Linked DNA regions of Homo sapiens: region 1 is linked to region 2. The links are chromatin loops, found by intact Hi-C in ENCODE. Cell type or tissue: adrenal gland. All regions are shown on one strand. Each heading gives the region's core, and the rest is flanking DNA. Links, peaks and the distances in the headings are about the cores only. Region 1 holds the start of PIK3IP1-DT (PIK3IP1 divergent transcript). Region 2 overlaps LIMK2 (LIM domain kinase 2).

What was found. Hi-C counts contacts between places; a loop is a spot of excess contacts. Peaks named below come from ENCODE experiments on the same cell type or tissue, not always from the same donor. Only the 100,000 strongest peaks of a DNase experiment are listed, where the experiment ranks them.
Region 1: it touches region 2 in a loop (3-fold over the local background); 4 of 110 quality-filtered maps call a loop at or near these places.

Annotation. Positions count from the first base shown.
Region 1 is chr22:31,329,911-31,338,235 of GRCh38, reverse strand. PATZ1 (POZ/BTB and AT hook containing zinc finger 1) reads left to right here. Exons shown (of 5, transcript NM_014323.3): 3 at 2,373-2,544. PIK3IP1-DT (PIK3IP1 divergent transcript) reads right to left here and starts at 2,887. Exons shown (of 2, transcript NR_110542.1): 1 at 2,820-2,887; 2 at 215-568. In adrenal gland, for the core only: no CTCF peak of the experiment used is centred there; no DNase peak of the experiment used is centred there; H3K27ac peaks cover 972 bases.
Region 2 is chr22:31,268,514-31,276,838 of GRCh38, reverse strand. LIMK2 (LIM domain kinase 2) reads right to left here. Exons shown (of 16, transcript NM_005569.4): 12 at 5,638-5,703; 13 at 4,135-4,309; 14 at 3,332-3,387; 15 at 1,531-1,688. It also overlaps the pseudogene PPP1R14BP1. Among named protein-coding and RNA genes, the nearest start is that of PIK3IP1, 20 kb to the left of the region's middle. RefSeq lists an enhancer at 51-631. In adrenal gland, for the core only: CTCF peaks have their summits at 3,609 and 3,809 (motif pointing right); a DNase peak (open chromatin) is centred at 3,988.

The sequences.
Region 1 (8,325 bases), core at 140-8,139, 62 kb before region 2:
CCAGCTGTAAACTGGGAGAGATCAGAATCCCCCAGGGTGTCCAGGAGGATTGGTAAAGTACTGGCCTGGGTGTGGTGGGGGTGGGTGTGCTAGACTTTCTTTAGTAGCTGAGTCTTGTGTTTTAAGCAAGTTCACCTTCTGAAGGTTTCCTCATTTATGATATGAATACACTGAATATATAAAACAGATAAAAGCAGTATGTCATTGCTACAAATTCAGTTCAAATGTATAATGTTTACTTAAAAAGACAATGACAGAAGAGCTAGGTAGGCTGTGCTAACGTACACAGATATTTGGGACTGGGGTAGTAAACAGTGGTGTCTTCTACCTTGACAGCATTGCATGCGTTTGTTTCTTGCTATGGCTGTACAGTAAGGAGACAGTTAGATGTCTGTATGTGTTGACAGTGTTCAGCCACTTACCTTGAGCTCTCAGGTTCTCAGGATGTGCTTCTGTTAAAGAGAGATGGCAGAGGCAGTTCCGTTCTAGCACAAGGTAATGGGGTGGTCTTCAGTGGGTTACCATTTGATCTGTGACACAAAGGTGAATGTTGCTTTCTCTTACAGTTCTAAAACAGTAAACACACACACACACAAAAGAAATGAGTCAAAATTGACTAGAACCCATGAAACACCTCCCTGGAACCAAAATAGCTTGAAAGCCAACGGATTCAGCTCTTCTCAGGGCTTTCCCAATATTCTATGACCCCCACAGCTGGAATGCCTTTGTAAGCTCCAGCTGAGGAAGGGATGTTGTGAGGAGACTGATCACTGGTACTAAGTCAGGTGCTCAGGTACAGGAAGTGCCTGCCAACCTGAGTCCTCCTTCCAGGGTGCTGGTTCTGACCTTCAGCTCCTGACTCATCCAACCCCGGGGGCCTGGCTGTGAGTTGGTGCTCAGCTCACACCACAGCTTTCCAAAGCCACGCTGTCTTGGAGGGTGATCACACAGCTTGCCTCGGAGGGCTGCTGTCAGGATGGGTTGCATGAGATAAGTGCCTCTAAAAGGCTGAGCACCGTGCCTGCCTGGCACACAATGAATGCTTAATCAATACAGGGTAGTATCATCATCCTTGCTGTCACCAGCACTTCCCCAGCTTAACGTTTCACAAATGCTTTTTTTTTTTGAGACGGAGTCTTGCTCTGTTGCCCAGGCTGGAGTGCAGTGGTGTGATCTCGGCTCACTGCAAGCTCTGCCTCCCGGGTTTATGCCATTCTCCCGCCTCAGCCTCCCGAGTAGCTGGGACTACAGGCACCTGCCACCATGCCTGGTTAATTTTTTTGTGTTTTTAGTAGAGACCGAGTTTCACCGTGTTAGCCAGGATGGTCTTGATCTCCTGACTTCGTGATCCGCCCGCCTCAGCCTCCCAAAGTGCTGGGATTACAGGTGTGAGCCACCGCGCCCGGATTTTTTTTTTTTTTTTTTTTTTTGAGAGGAAGTCTTGACTTGTTGCCCAGGCTGGAGTGCAGTGACACGATCTTGGCTCACTGCAACCTCTACCTCCCAGGTTCAAGTGATTCTCCTGCCTCAGCCTCCCAAGTAGCTGGGATTACGGGAGTCTGCCACCACACCCGGCTAATTTTTTATATTTTTAATAGAGATGGGGTTTCACCATGTTGGCCAGGCTGGTCTTGAACTCCTGACCTCAGGTGATCCACCCATCTCGGCCTCCCAAAGCGCTGGGATTACAAGCATGAGCCACCGCACCCGGCCCACAGACACTTTTGAAGCCTCTGGCCCTTGCTGTCTGCTAATTCTCATGTCGTCAGAATTGCCACTATCATTTAATGGGCTGCTTTTTCAATTCAAACTCGTGAAAATATTACGAATAATTATCTCTGCACTTTGTCCTGCCTTTCCTTTCCATTTCCCTGGCCAAGACTAATGTCACTTTTGAATAAAATGAACAAATATAATTCTTTGTATAAAACTAGGGGAAACCCAGGGATACAGAACAGGAAGGCTGGTTTATATGCCAATAACTCATCTGTAAATTCATGTAAATGTAATTCTGTGCATTATAGCTAATGCACCTAAAGTCAATTCTTAATGTCTAAGGATGAGCAAATGTGTAACTCTTCATTGTGTAGAGGGGTATAGAGCTTAGCTTGCCATGTCCTGGGTACATTTCCAGTAGTCATTTAGTTAGTACCAGTGATTCCCACTCAAGTGTCCCGTAAGGAGGTACCATGGGAAATAAGAGCAGCCTCTTGGCATTCTGGGTAGGGAGCCTGAGCCAAACTCTAAAGCTGTCTTTATAAAGGGAGGTCATGTGATGGCCAGAAATTGCCTTTGCTTCATGGTGCACTTGGTGGGGAGTCAGGTGTGGGGTGCTGGGTTTCACATCATCCCATTTTCTTTTCTGCCTTCAGACCTGCAATGCTTCTTTTGCCACCCGAGACCGTCTGCGCTCCCACCTGGCCTGTCATGAAGACAAGGTGCCCTGCCAGGTGTGTGGGAAGTACTTGCGGGCAGCATACATGGCAGACCACCTGAAGAAGCACAGCGAGGGGCCCAGCAACTTCTGCAGTATCTGTAACCGAGGTAATCTGCCCACTGTTTCCTCACTTCCAGAGGATGGGCCTGAGCGTGTATGGGAGGCCTAGGGGTGTCTCAATCACCCTGCCTCAGACTCCACTCTTTGCACAGCCACCCCCTACTTCCCACTGAATGATAAACACCTTCATCACCCAACTAGCTATTTGCTACCTCTTCCTTCCCAAGAAGCTTGGGGTGCTTAGAATGGGAAGTCCCAGGAGACCAGCAGGTCAAAACAGAAGGAGAGAGGTTCTTCCCAAGCTTGGGCCCATAACTCTCACCTGCTACTCAGATGGCAGGATGGATGCATTTTGCAGACACCACTGAACCACTGAGGTTGGTGGGGGAGTTAGTAGGTCCCAAAGTGAGAGAAAAAGAGGTTGGTCCGGCTTGAGAGCTTTTGCTGGTTGATTCACTGGCATATGAAATTCAGCAGCCAGGGAAGGAGGTTGAGTCTGGAGATAAACAAGGAGCAGACACTTTGTAGCACAAGTAGTCAGAAGAGAGCCCAAACTCAGGTAGATTGTGGCCTTGAGAGAGGAAAGTGGAAGGTGCTCTGAGCAGGGCAGCATGCTTGAGGACAAGGTGGGCCTAAGTAGTGTCTAACTCTGTGGCAGTGGTGTTGTGTTGGGTGAAGTCAAGCCTGTCCCCAAGGTTCTGCCGGGTCTAGTTGGCTGTTGGAAGTGCTAGATGTTTGTGTTTTGCAAGCACAGCATCAGTGGAGGCTTGCACTGTGTCTGTGCTAAAGGAGGTTGGAGCAGCTATCTGTGAACGTGAGGATGCTTCTGCATGGTGTGCTTTGCTTTGGCCAGTGGGGAGCACTGGGATGTCCTTATCTCCTGGGGCATTCTTGCTTGTCCCAATGCTTCCGAAAGCCTGCTTAGTGGGTGCAGCACTGAACCAGGAGTCAAGAGACCCAGGGTTTAGTCCCAGCCTCTCACTAGGTGGCCTCGAGTTCTCCCATTCCCTCTCTAAGCTTGAGTTTCTTCATCTCTCAAATGGGGTTAAGAATAGCCCCCTTTCCCACCTCACAGGGCTGTTATGAGGATCCCAGGAGACAAGGTAGGTGAAAGGAGCCGCACACTTGGGAGACTCTATCCTTGCACTTTGTAACAATGTTGGGAAAGACATGCTTGTTGACACTCTGGGTTGGACCAGGCACAACACTCCTGCAGGCCTTGGCGGAATCGTTGGGTGCCTGTGCTGTGTTCATGTGCCGAGGTCCACGGTGGAAGGAGATTGCTGAGTAGCTGGGTGTTCTTGGTGTCCTGGAACTGGGTCCCTCCTTGCAGCTTCATACCTGGGGTTTGTACCACCAGGACACCTGCTGTGAAAGCAGGGAAGTAGTAGTGAAGGTCTCTTAAGCTGTCTGTTCTGTTTTCTGACATGTCATTAGAGCCCATTGCTGACAGGAGCTTCCTCCAGGTTGCAAGCGGTGGGCTTGCGCATGCAGGGAGAGTTATCAGGCTGTGGCTGACTGTCTTGACTGGGGCTTCCCCAGCCCTAGAAATAATGTCGTTTCTTGTCTTGCTTCATCCTAACCTGGCTTCCTGACAGCTCCCCCGGATAACTCAAAACCTGCTGTAACAAGCTGTTAGCAGGCATTTTGTCAAGTTTTCAATATGGAAGTTCCCAGTCTGAGAACTGGGGTCAGAGACCAGAGGTTGAAAACTGCTGAGTGGAGAAGGGTGCTCATGATAAAACTCAGAAAGCCCAGACCAGATGGTGGAGTAGGGCAGAAACTGGACAGGAGACCCAGGGCTACAGCCCTTGAAGCCCAGCTCAGGAGGAGAGAAAAACTGAGAGCAGCAGGGACAGTGGGAAAGTTGGCCCAGTAAGGAAGCAGCTGATGTGGCAAAGCCAACAACTATTGTACATCAGGATTTATTTTCCAAGGGCTAGTAAAGAGAACTTGGGCAACAGCCATAAGCTACATGACCGGAATGGAGAATCCAGAAGAGTAAACCAGAGTCTACTTTTTCTCAGAAAAGCCAAGACTGGGTCTGGATCACAGGCCAAACATCTCTGGGTTCCAGAGCCAGAGCGGGAAGTCCCTTTCCTGCAAGAAGACTAAAGAAGGTGCTGGTCCAACCCATGCTGGGTACTCAGAAAGAAGAGAAAACAATTGCAGTTTTTATCAGAAGAGAAGGAGCAGGATTCTACTCCTGGACTCATTCCTTGGGCAGAAATAGGAAGAGACAAAAAAAAAAAAAAAAAAAAAGGAAGAGGATAAAGTTCTTTCTGAGCACCAAAAACATTGAGACATTGGAATCAAAATGCAGAGAGCTCTGTGTCCTCCTTTGCCCTGCTGCCACCAAGCCTGTACCTACAGGAGGGGTTGCACGAATAAACGAATGTTCTTATCTCTGCATGTGTTCAAACAAAGGCTGAATGTCAGAACAGTTAAGATTGAATCAGGTGAACTTCCAGGTGCCCTCAGATCCTTCAATCCCAACAATTCTTAAATAGTTGACTTAAGTATCTACCTATAGATCTGTCTTTTTCAATTTTTGCCACAAAAATGACTCCTGGCTGTGAAGAATGGCAAAGAGGAAAGGCAGCCTGACTCCTGCAGCCTCACACGTGAGTCAGATGCAAGTTGAAGAGACAGATGACTCTGGCTTTGTCATACAGACATATCAGGATGTGTATGATACTATTTGTACAGGAAGATCATTTGCAGTGGAGGGAGTATTATGGCTAGAAAAGCTTGTTCCCACATTTTTGAGTTGAGGAAATCAGTTGAGTTGAACAGTGGAAAAGGGAGAAGGCCCTGGCTGATCACCATGATTTTCTTCCTTTAAAGTTTCTGTAGCAGGATCTTTGTATATATGCCTATGTGCTGGTATGGTGAAGAGGAACAGATTATCAGGAATCCGCCTTTGACAGAGACATTTGAATGCAAACATCATTGCTTGAAAGGTAGAGGAAGCCTTCTCCCCAGTCAGAGGTAAGCACACAAGTGGATGGATGCAGGGAACCTGCTGTTCCCCTGGACTCACATCAAGCTATGTAGGCCCACTCCAACACAGTGCAGTTGGGAATGGCCCCTTCAGGGTTTGGACAAGGAGAAAGCAGTCCCCAACCCCTGCATTGATGTGGAACCTGCCAAAGGATGATTTGCTTCTGGAGTGCCAAGTGCAGGCACACCAGGCAAGAAAATGCAACTGAGGAGCAGTGGCCTTTTGCTAATAAGACCATCGTCTCTGGAGTGAAAGGGCCGGTGGCTTGTTGGTTGTAGTGGCAGTCATATGTGTGCTCAGCATCTCCATTGCGTGGATGGCTGGATCAAGCTGCCTCTTTGGATCTTGGTTAATCAGTGGTGAATGGGTGGGTAAGTTTAGAATTCCGGCTAAATATGTCTGGCTTCAAAGACGTATTCTGCTCAGAAGCTCAGCTTCTGTTTCATCCTAACACTTGGCTGCTGAGTTGCTCTGTGTTTAAATTCTAGGCTTTAAGTGGCAGCTGTGGATCCACTCCTACCACCCCGCCATGTGGTTTTGCTATAGATAGTACAGTCTGCAGCTGGGGTAAAGTCAAGAGGACTCAGCCACGTGTTTCTAAGACTGTTTTTCAGGAAAACTCAGCAAGACAGTTTCGCTGTTGTTGCCCAGACTGGAGTGCAATGGCGCGATCTCAGCTCATCACAACCTCCACCTCCTTGGTTCAAGCGATTCTCCTTCCTCAGCCTCCCTAGTTAGCTGGGATTACAGGCATGCACCACCACGCCCGGCTAATTTTGTATTTTTAGTAGAGACAGGGTTTCTCCATGTTGGTCAGGCTGGTCCGGAACTCCCAACCTCAGGTGATCTGCCTGCCTCGGCCTCCCAAAGTGCATGAGCCACTGCGCCCAGCCAAACTCAGCAAGTTTTTATTGAGCATCTGCTGTGTTCTCTTGGTATAGCTCTCCCAGTAAGGAGTAAACATAATAATTCCTGGTGCTCTCCCGCTCCTTTCTGTCCCCTTTTGATTGCAGTGGACCTGCTCTGGTTCATCACAGGGAGAGAGCTTCATGCTATTTTAGAGACCCCACAAGGGATTAAAAAACTAAGGAAAGGCCGGGCACGGTGGCTCACGCCTGTAATCCCAGCACTTTGGGAGGCCGAGGCGGGTGGATCGCGAAGTCAGGAGATCCGAGACCATCCTGGCTAACATGGTGAAACCCCGTCTCTACTAAAAATACAAAAAAAATTAGCCAGGTATGGTGGCGGGCGCCTGTAGTCCCAGCTACCAGGGAGGCTGAGGCAGGAGAATGGCATGAACCCTGGAGGCGGAGCTTGCAGTGAGCCGAGATGGTGCCACTGCACTCCAGCCTGAGCGAGAGTGAGACTCTGTCTCAAAAAAAAAAAAAAAGGAAAAAATTACCTTCTAAAGTGGTATCATCATATTATCAGAAAGTTCTAATATCTTGTACTGATTGGTGGGAGCCAATGTCTCCTGGTTCTGCTTTGTTTTAGGGGACTCTACAGTACCACCCCAAGGGGCAGGGCTAACAGCCTCTTTCCCATTAGCCTTGTCTCCTCACTCCTGACTACAGCCTCCCTCTTAGGGATGTCTACATGGGACCCTCTTACACCAATCTATACCCATGATCAGCCTCAGGCAGACCACTGCGGTCATAGCACAGGACAACTTGCTCTACCAGGCAGGGCAGGACACCAGCACCTGGTCTAGACAGATCTTTGAAGTAGCTGTATTGGGAAAGGAAGGAAAATTGGCCCAATCCCACATTTCCCTTCAGAACCACTAACTGCTGCTGTCAGAGGAGAACTTGTTAAATAAAGTTCCCACAGGCCAGCCCTGTTTTTCCAGCAGCTTCCATTCTAACATACCATTATGGTCGAAAAATACATGAGTGTAAATGGTAATAATGAAACCTATTGTAAAAGTCCACTGGATATTTCTAGGGCTCAGGGCTAAGACACAGGAACCAATTAACCCATTTATGCTGGAGGTTACAAACTTTTTTGTGAAAAATCAGACTTTAATGATGATCTTGAGCAGTAGGATACAAATAATTCCTAAAAGGTTAGCGTCCCAATAATGGAACATGAGGCATAAGTGGGTTAAAGCATCTGCCCAGTAGCTAAGGGCCAAGTTCTGGTGGCACATGATCCTGGGGTTGGAGTCCAGGCTCTGCCACTCAGTAGCTGTACGTGTGACCAGGTTACTTAACCTCACCAAGCCTCTTTTTTTTTTGAGACGGAGTCTCGCTCTGTTGCCCAGGCTGGAGCGCAGTGGCATGATCTCAGCTTACAGGTGCCTGCTACCACGCCCAGCTAATTTTTTATATTTTTAGTAGAGACGGGGTTTCACTGTGTTAGCCAGGATGGTCTCGATCTCCTGACCTCGTGATCTGCCCACCTCAGCCTCCCTAACCTCACAAAGCCTCTTATTTCTTTATCTGTAAAATGGGTATAATAGTAATCTGTAGCACAAAGGGTGTTGGGCAAATTCTATAGAATAGTGCATGCGGTGTGCTGGGCCCTGGTGTGCCATCAGCACTTCCTAAAGGTGAACCTTTATTACAGTTCCAGCAGCATTCAAAATACCATGCCAATTCAGACTTTTTTAAAACAAATCTCATGCAGACATTACACAGTACTCTTCAGCCTCTGACCCTTTACCCTTTAGCAGTGGATCTCACTGTTATCCTGTGACTGTGTAATTTTGAAAGTGAATGGAAACACCTGATGATGAGTCAACCAGATCTGAAGTGGATTAAAGGGACACTGTCAGGGTGCTGGCACCCTAAGTGGGCCTTATACTAAAAAGCTTCAGTTCCTG
Region 2 (8,325 bases), core at 250-8,249:
CCTCATCATCCGCGCAGCCCGGGCCCTCTCCTGCGGCCCCGGGGGGGGCTCTGAAAGTAGATGCGTGGTCCTTGGCCGCCACTGCCTGGCCTGGGGGCCGGGGCCGGGGCCGCCAACGCCGCGCCCCCCGCGGTGCCGCTGTCCGCCACGGCGGCCTCCGGGGCCACGTGCGCGCGTGGGGCCCCTCCTTGTGCCGCCGCCTCCGTGACGCCCGCCGGCTGGCTCAGGTTAGCTCGCCGGCTCCGCGGCGAGGGCGGCGGCGGGGGCGCCCGGGGGCAGCTGCAGCATGCGGAGCCCCCGGGCCTGGCCTGGTCGCGCCCCGCCCCCTCCCCGCCGATCCGCCCGCCCTTTGTCCCCTGCGGCCGCCGCCGGGGCTGCCGCCGCCGAAGCGCTTTCTCTATCCGGAAACCATTTTTAAATAAAGATTATGTCCCAACTGGTTATCCTGGGAGGGTGGAGTTGGGGGTGAGGAGAATGTTGAGGGATATATTGGTTAAGGGAGATTACAGAAGACGTATTTCCTGTGCTATAAACTTTGGTAATGTTTGAACTTGTTTTTAAAAGAAACATGATTTTTGATGGCAGGAAAAGAACCCCATTTTTGAGACAGAGTTTCACTCTTGTTGCCGAGGCTGGAGTGCAATGGCGTGATATCGGCTCACTGCAACCTCCGCCCCTGGGTTCAAGCAATTCTCCTGCCTCAGCCTCCCAAGTAGCTGGGGTTACAGGCACCTGCCACCATGCCTGGCTAAGTTTTGTATTTTTAGTAGAGATGGGGTTTCACCATGTTGGCCAGGCTGGTCTCGAACTCCAGACCTCAGGTGATCCACCAGCCTCAGCCTCCCAAAGTGCTGGGATTACAGGTGTGAGCCATCGCGCCCAGCCAGATTCTCGTTTTTTAACCACACACTTGAAAAGACCTAGGGTAACTTTGGTAATAATGAAATTATTACCTGAGAAGAATAAAGGTAATTTTGAAAATACTTCCTCAAAGGAGAAATTAGCTAAATGCATAAAACTGCTCACTGTAGTTAAATACCTATTGTAAAGAGAAACTGGAAAAACCTGAACATCTACATTACAATATGTTCAGACAGTCTCTCAATAGAATTTCATGTTGTCGACAAAAATGATAAACAGGAAGACTGGATAGTAAACACAAGGGAAATGCAGGGCAAAATACAGAACTATTTACTATAAAAAAAAGTATATGTGTAGATATGGACAGGGGAATATCGAAAGATGAATACACTTACTGTATTCAAATGGTTTGGGTGAATTTCCTTCTTTTAAACTTTCTTTTAATGGCTGTGTTTCTGTGTCCTATCCAGATTACTTGCTGCTATGTCTTTACCTCTCTCTTCTCCAACCTGTACATATGTGTTGTCAGATGGCTCAGGGGTTGACAGCCACATTCTTGACCTCAAGGCTTCTCTCACCCCTGTGCTTGCAGAGGGCTCAGGGGTGGCCTTAGACAGAGGCAAACGTCCCAGGACCCTGTGAGCTGGGAGAAAAAGGCAGGATACCAACCTGCTCTCAGGCTCCAGTCTGCAGCAGATGGCGGCCAGCGGGAAGAAGGCCGGGGGACAATCTGTGGGAACAAACTTCTCCCAGAAAAGCTTCACGTTGAGGCCAAAGTCCAGTGTTCGGGGAAGGCAGTCAGGATCTGCATACACCTGCCCAATGATCTGTAGGGTAAGAAGACAGCTGTTTACAAAGGACTACAGAGGCCACAGATACTTGGCAAGGGAAAGGGATGCTGGGATGTGGACAGGAAGAATGGCAGAAGAGGAGGTGGTAAAATAGGTTAGAGAGCTCTCCCCAATCCCCAATCATCTCTCCAAATCTTACTAATCCAGACCTGTATCCACTGAGAGCTGGGTTACTGAAGAGGACTAAGAAGGGGCTTCACTGCAGAAGCCAAGTGTTCCAAATCAGCATCTGCTCCTAGCTTCCACTCATCCTACCCTGCCTTGTCTGTGTCTCCTTGTGGCTGTGTGTGTGTGCCAGAGTTAAGGCTCTATGAGGTGCTGGATCTGATTCATGTCTGAAACCCTCTGGCACCAGCCCAGTGCTCTGAACAGAGGTGTTCAATTAATATTAAAGAAAACAATTTTTTAAAACAAATCTTCCTTCATGGCCAGGCACGGTAGCTCATGCCTGTAATCTCAGCACTTTGGGAGGCTGAAGCGGGTGGATCACCTGAGGTCAGGCATTTGAGACCAGCCTGGCCAATATGGCGAAACCCTGTCTCTACTGAAAATACAAAAATTAGCCAGGCGTGGTGGCGCACACCTGTAGTCCCAGCTACTTGGGAGGCTGAGGCAGGAGGATTGCTTGAACCTGGGAGGCGGAGGCTGCAGTGAGCCAAGATTGCACCTCTGCACTCCAGCCTGGGTGACAGAGTGAAACTCCATCTCAAAAACAAAAACAAAAACAAAACATTCCTTCATTATCCTAACCATCCCTTGTCTCTCCTCTCCTCTACCCCTCACAACTTTGTAGGAATTACAGAAGGCTTTGAATGTGTGTGTGTTTGAGTCGCTGAGATATGCTGTCACCTGACTAAACTCCTAAAGGTAGGAATCTTTCCAAGATTCCTCACTCTGTCCACGTGGTACCTGGCACAGGGCTGACACTTCCTAGAGTGGCTACTTCTACTTGAAGGGAACTGAGAAGGGCTACATTTGGCCCAAGAGCTAGCTAGACAGCCACATGAACAGTCTCTTGCCCTTCCTTCTGGAATTCTGAGTCTCATCTGCCCCTTATCGACCATGTGCAAGCCACTGCCCTCTTCCAAGCCTCAGTTTCCTCAACTAAAAAAAAAAAAAAAAAAACCTGGCCGGGCGAGGTAGCTCACGCCTATTAATTCCAGCACTTTTAGAGGCTGAGGCAGGCGGATCACCTGAGGTCCGGAGTTCAAGACCAGCCTGGCCAACATGGTGAAACCCTGTCTCTACTAAAAATACAAAAATTAGCCGGGCATGGTGGTGTGTGCCGGTAGTCCCAGCTACTTGGGAGGCTGAGGCAGGAGAATCACTTGAACCCAGAAGGCAGAGGTTGCAGTGAGCCCAGATTGTGCCACTGCACTCCAGCCTGGGCAACGAAGTGAGGCTCCATCTAAAACAAAAAAACCCTGCCAGTCCTTCTCTTAAGACCAATGAAACACGAACGTGGCAAAGATGTGCAGATGCGTTATAAACCATAAAACCCTACACCCATGTTGATTTTAGTCAAGCTAGTCATCCCTAGGAGGAGATGCCCCAGTTCCGAGGGAAGGCAGAGCTGCTAGGCCTGCTGCCTCGGGCATGGCCTTGGTGCCAGAGCTCACCTCACAGAGAACGATCCCAAAGGAGAAGATATCCACCGTCTCATCATAGCTCTTTCCTTGGGGAACACAGGAGAGCACACTGTTAAGTTTACATCCCTTACCTGCTCTGCACTGGGTCTAGGGTCAATCTAAGCCACAGCTAAGAACTAGGGCTAGAACAGGTTCTGTAGGGACACCCCACAGGCTGTCCTGCGCAGACACCACCTGAAAATAGTCCTTCCTCAGCTGTAGGTGAACTGCCTTGGAGAGCCCTTATAACATAACACTGCCTAGGATGAAACTGCACGTTAAAGTGGAAAAGAACCAGACTAGGGTTCATCTAGCCTCTGCCATTAGGCAGCTGTATGCTCCTAGGCAATTCACTGAACTTCTCTGGGCCTCAGACTCCAAAATGGATTGTATTCAGACCATTTCTGAGGCCTCACAACCCTGATTTCAAGAATCCCAACCAGCATCTCTGGTTGGTTTGAGCATTATCCACCAGAGGGCACCACACTTCAGTTCTCACCATGGAGAGAGAAGGCTAAAGCTGGGACAATAGCCTGAGCTCTTAGCGATCCCTGAGGCACAAATGCCACAGTCAGAACTCACCTTATCCCCCATGATGGGACACTGATCAGTTCCCAGCCCCCTGAGCTCAGGAGCTAAATCGTGAGGCCCCACCTGGCAAGGGAAAAATATCCTCAGCTCTGGGTATCCGGTCCTACGCTTCACAGGCCTCCCCTGGAATTCCCAGGGCTCTGATGCAAGGGCAGCATCTGTCCTCCCTCTGCGGGTGTCCCCTCCAGGGCTTCAGGACTCACCGTTCAGCATCTCAGGGGCCATCCAGTAGGGGTTTCCCACCACCGTGTAGCGCTTCTTGCGGTCGTTCTTGCGCAAGGTGCGTTTCTTGGTGGTGGCCTTCTCCATGGGGGCCCTTTTCCTCTCTTCCACTATGAGCCGTGACAGCCCAAAGTCTGCCACCACCACAGTCTTGTCCTGGTAGGATAAAAGACAGGTCAGGACTTCATGGGGATGTTCTCAAACCTGGCCCTGGGGAGGAAGCATAGGCAAGAGAAGCCACTGAGAAGGGGAGAAAAGGTGTATAGCAAGGGAGAATCAGAGCAGAAAGCTCTATCAAATAGACACACTCAGGCCAGGCACGGTGGCTTCCACCTGTAATCCCAGAACTTTGGGAGGCCAAGGCGGGTGAATCACCTGAGGTCAGGAGTTCAAGACCAGCCTGGCCAACATGGCAAAACCCCGTCTCTACTAAAAATACAAAAAAAAAAAAAAAAAAATTAGCTGGGCGTGGTGGCACACGCCTGTAGTCCTAGCTACTTGGGAGGCTGAAGCAGAAGAATCACTAGAACCCGGGAGGTAGAGGCTGCAGTAAGCCAAGATTGCACCACTGCACTCCAGCCTGGGAAACAGAATGAGACTCCATCTAAAAAACAAAACAAAACAAAACAAAAAAACAGACACACTTGGCATTTGTGTTTCTGAGGGTCTGGTATCTGTGCACAGCAGACTCCCAGCCCACAGTGGGTTCATGGCAGAGCCACTGGAGCCCTGGAGGTGAGGCTCAGGGACTTGGAGAGTGGAACTCAGAGGTGGGACAGGGGGTTGCTTTTGTTTTTCCCTGTCCTGTCTTATTCCTAAAATGATTTCAGGCAGTGGCTAGAACCAGGATAAGACAGAAAAAGGCAAGGTGGAGGCAGTAGATGGGGAGACTTGGGGGAGACAAGCTCTTTGAATAGCTACAGGGCAGTCATGTGGGAAAGGAATGAAGATTGCGTGGTGTGGGTCTAGAGGGCAGAGCCAGGGCCAGCCGGTAGACACCCAGGAAGCCAGATAGCAAGTCAGTAAGACAAACAACATTGTAACCACCACAGCTGAGGGGCAGTGGGAGGAATGCTGGTCTCAAACTGGTCCCTGTAAATTTACTAGCTCGGTGGCCTCAGGCTGAGGCTTCAGGTGCCACCACTGTAAAATGGGGTCAGCAATGAACTGTTTTACAAGACTACTATGGGGCAAAAGCAGGTAAAATGACAGGGTTTTCTACATATAGTCAACAAACTTCTGAAGTCCCTTCTAATCAAATTATTTCAAAGGTTGCTAATGAGAGAAGGTGAAATTATGTCTGTGTGTGTCTCGGAGCTCCCAGAGGACAGAGAAGGGCATTGGAAGAAGCAGGAAGGGAAAGATAGGAGCTCCTAGGCAACACCTCTGCCCTCTAGCCAGAGGGGACAAGTCAGCCTCCTTTGTGACAAGGAAGCCAGGAAGGATAGGACCCTGGAGGCCAGGCCCAGAGCAGTGGGACATACCAACTTGATGAGGCAGTTGTGCGAGTTCAGATCCCGGTGGATGATGCACATAGAGTGCAAATAGGCCTGGAACAGAAGCATGAGCTGAGGCTACAGGGCCAGCAAATCAACTAGACCCTGAATCTGGAATTGGGCGCCATAGATGCTCTCCTACCAGGCCATGCCCACCCAGCTTCAGAACCCAACCTGGACAACAGGGCCAGGGCCTCCTATGGCCTCTCCCTTGTCCCAATACCAACAGGAAGCCTGGACTTCCTCTGCTTCCCTGCTGCCATCTCCTGCCCATCCTTTGGTTCACCAATCACTAGCACAGTGGCTGGCCAAAGCCCTCACAGCTCTCTCCTAATGTCCCCAACTTCAGAAAACCCTGGCCGTTGCAGCACCCCCTCCACCTCTACCCATTTTACTTAGATCCAGGCTGCTCCCTCCTCCCCACTCTCCCAATCTCTGGCTTGAGCCACTTTGGATCCTTCCTGCCTGCAACAGAGAAGTGACTTCTTGCTCCAGCTAGCTCTGTCTTTCAGACATTCACCTCCTCTAAGACTCCACCTTCCCCACTGTCTAAACTTTAAGCTCTCCCCCTTCCTACCAAAATGTTTGTCAACAAATTTGTTTGTTATGTCTCCTCTCCAGGCCTCCACCACTGACTCTTACCACTCTCAGGAGCAACTTCCTTTCTCCTTCCCTTGCAAATGTAGAAGGAGCCACTCCTTGCTCTCCAGCCCCCTGCAATACTACTTTCATCCCTTAGGCTCCTGGAGCTGCTCACACACCCAGGGAGCTCTTCCTGAATCGCTATAGCTCATGACCTGCCTGCCTGCCTGCCTGAGGGAGTGCTCCTCAAAGACTGTCCACAACTTTCCTATGCTACCTGATCCTGAGACTCTTGTGTGTCTGTTTTTTTCTTCCAGCCTTTTCAGTGTCAGCCCTGCTCAAAGCCATCTCCTCTTCACAAGCTGAGACACCCCCACCAGCTACATGGATGCCTCTTCTGTCCCACAGCTCCAGCTGCCCCTTCTCTGCAGATTAGGTGACTAGCAGCCTCTCCCTAAGCCAGTCTCATGGAGCCAGTTTCCTGCCCAGAAGATGCTGATAGGTTCTGCTAGCACAGAACAGCAGGGATCAATGCTAGCTCTTCCCAAACCAGTTGCTCAACAATCATGGCTATCCCCCATCCCCCAAATGTCTGGTAAGTGACACCTCAAGCCACTCGTAACTCCTCCTCCTCCTCCTCCTGTTCCCTCATTGCCAACCAGTCTCTCCATTCTGACTCCACCCGGCCTCCCAGGCTCCTGTCCCCACAGCCACTACCTTAATTCAGAAATTTGAAATGTTTCATTAGCCCCCTATGCAGGGCTCCATTCCCTGGACCCTCCGCATTCCACCCCAATGTACTAACCATATCAGTCTCTCTTTTTTTTTTTTTTTGAGATGAAGTCTCACTCTGTCACCCAGGCTGGAATGCAGTGGTGTGATCTTGGCTCACTGCAACTTCTGCCTCCCAGGTTCAAGCTATTCTCCTGCCTCGGCCTCCTGAGTAGCTGGGACTACAGGCGTGCACCACCACGCCCAGCTAATTTTTGCATTTTTTTCTTTAGTAGAAACAGGGTTTCACCAGTTGGCCAGGCTGGTCTCAAACTCCTGACCTCAAGTGATCCACTCACCTCGGCCTCCCAAAAAAGTGCTGGGATTACAGGCATGAGCCACTGTGCCAGCCCAGACTCATTTTGGAAAAACCACAGCTCTTAAGCTTTCTTGCTTAAAAATCTTTTCCTGCCGGGCATGGTGGCTCACAACTGTAATCCCAACACTTTGGGAGGGCGAGGCAGGAGGAATGCTTGAGCCCAGGAGTTTGAGATCAGCCTGGGCAACAAAGTGAGAACCTGTCTCTACCAAAAAAAAAAAAAAAAAAAAAGAAAAAAAAATTCAAAAAATTAGGTGTGGTGGTACACACCTGTAGTCCAGCTACTTGGGAGGCTAAGGCAGGAGGATTGCTTGAGCCCAGGAGGTCGAAGCTGTAGTGAGCCATGATCGTGCCACTGCACTCCAGTCTGGGCAACAGAGCAATATCCTTTCTCAAAACAACAACAACAAAAAAACCTCCTTCCTGATTCAAGCCCCAGAAACAGGAAAAAAAAACAAAAAAACAAACAAACAAACAAACAAAAAAACCAAAAAGCCAGTCAACCAAAAAACTCTTTTACATTTGTCTCCTATAGTCCAGACTCCATAGCTTAAAACACAGCGACCTTGATGTACCCCCAAACTGTTCCAGACTACTACTATTTTCATGGACCCCCATGTGAAGGGCAGTGGCTAAAGTCTCAGGCTTGGCGACCAGACTGATTAGCCCAGGATCCCAGCTCTGTCCCTTTCCAGTCCAGCTTATCTGGAAACCAAGGTTGTCATGAGGAATAAACATGCACATGCATGTTAATCCCTCAGCCCAGTGCCTAGCATATAGAGGGCACTCAGTACTTGTCAGCTGTTATTATTTCTATGCTTGGAATCATTTGTTTCCAGGTGAAATAGATGATTTTCTCCTCTTTCCTCCCAGGTCTTTGCTCCTGTCACTTCAATCCTGGTGCCTCTCTGCCAATAAGAACTTTATCCAATTCTGATCCTTCAGGGCTCCGCTAGAACTCATTTCCCCTTCATTGATTTCCTAGGCAGTGAGGTGCTCTAGTT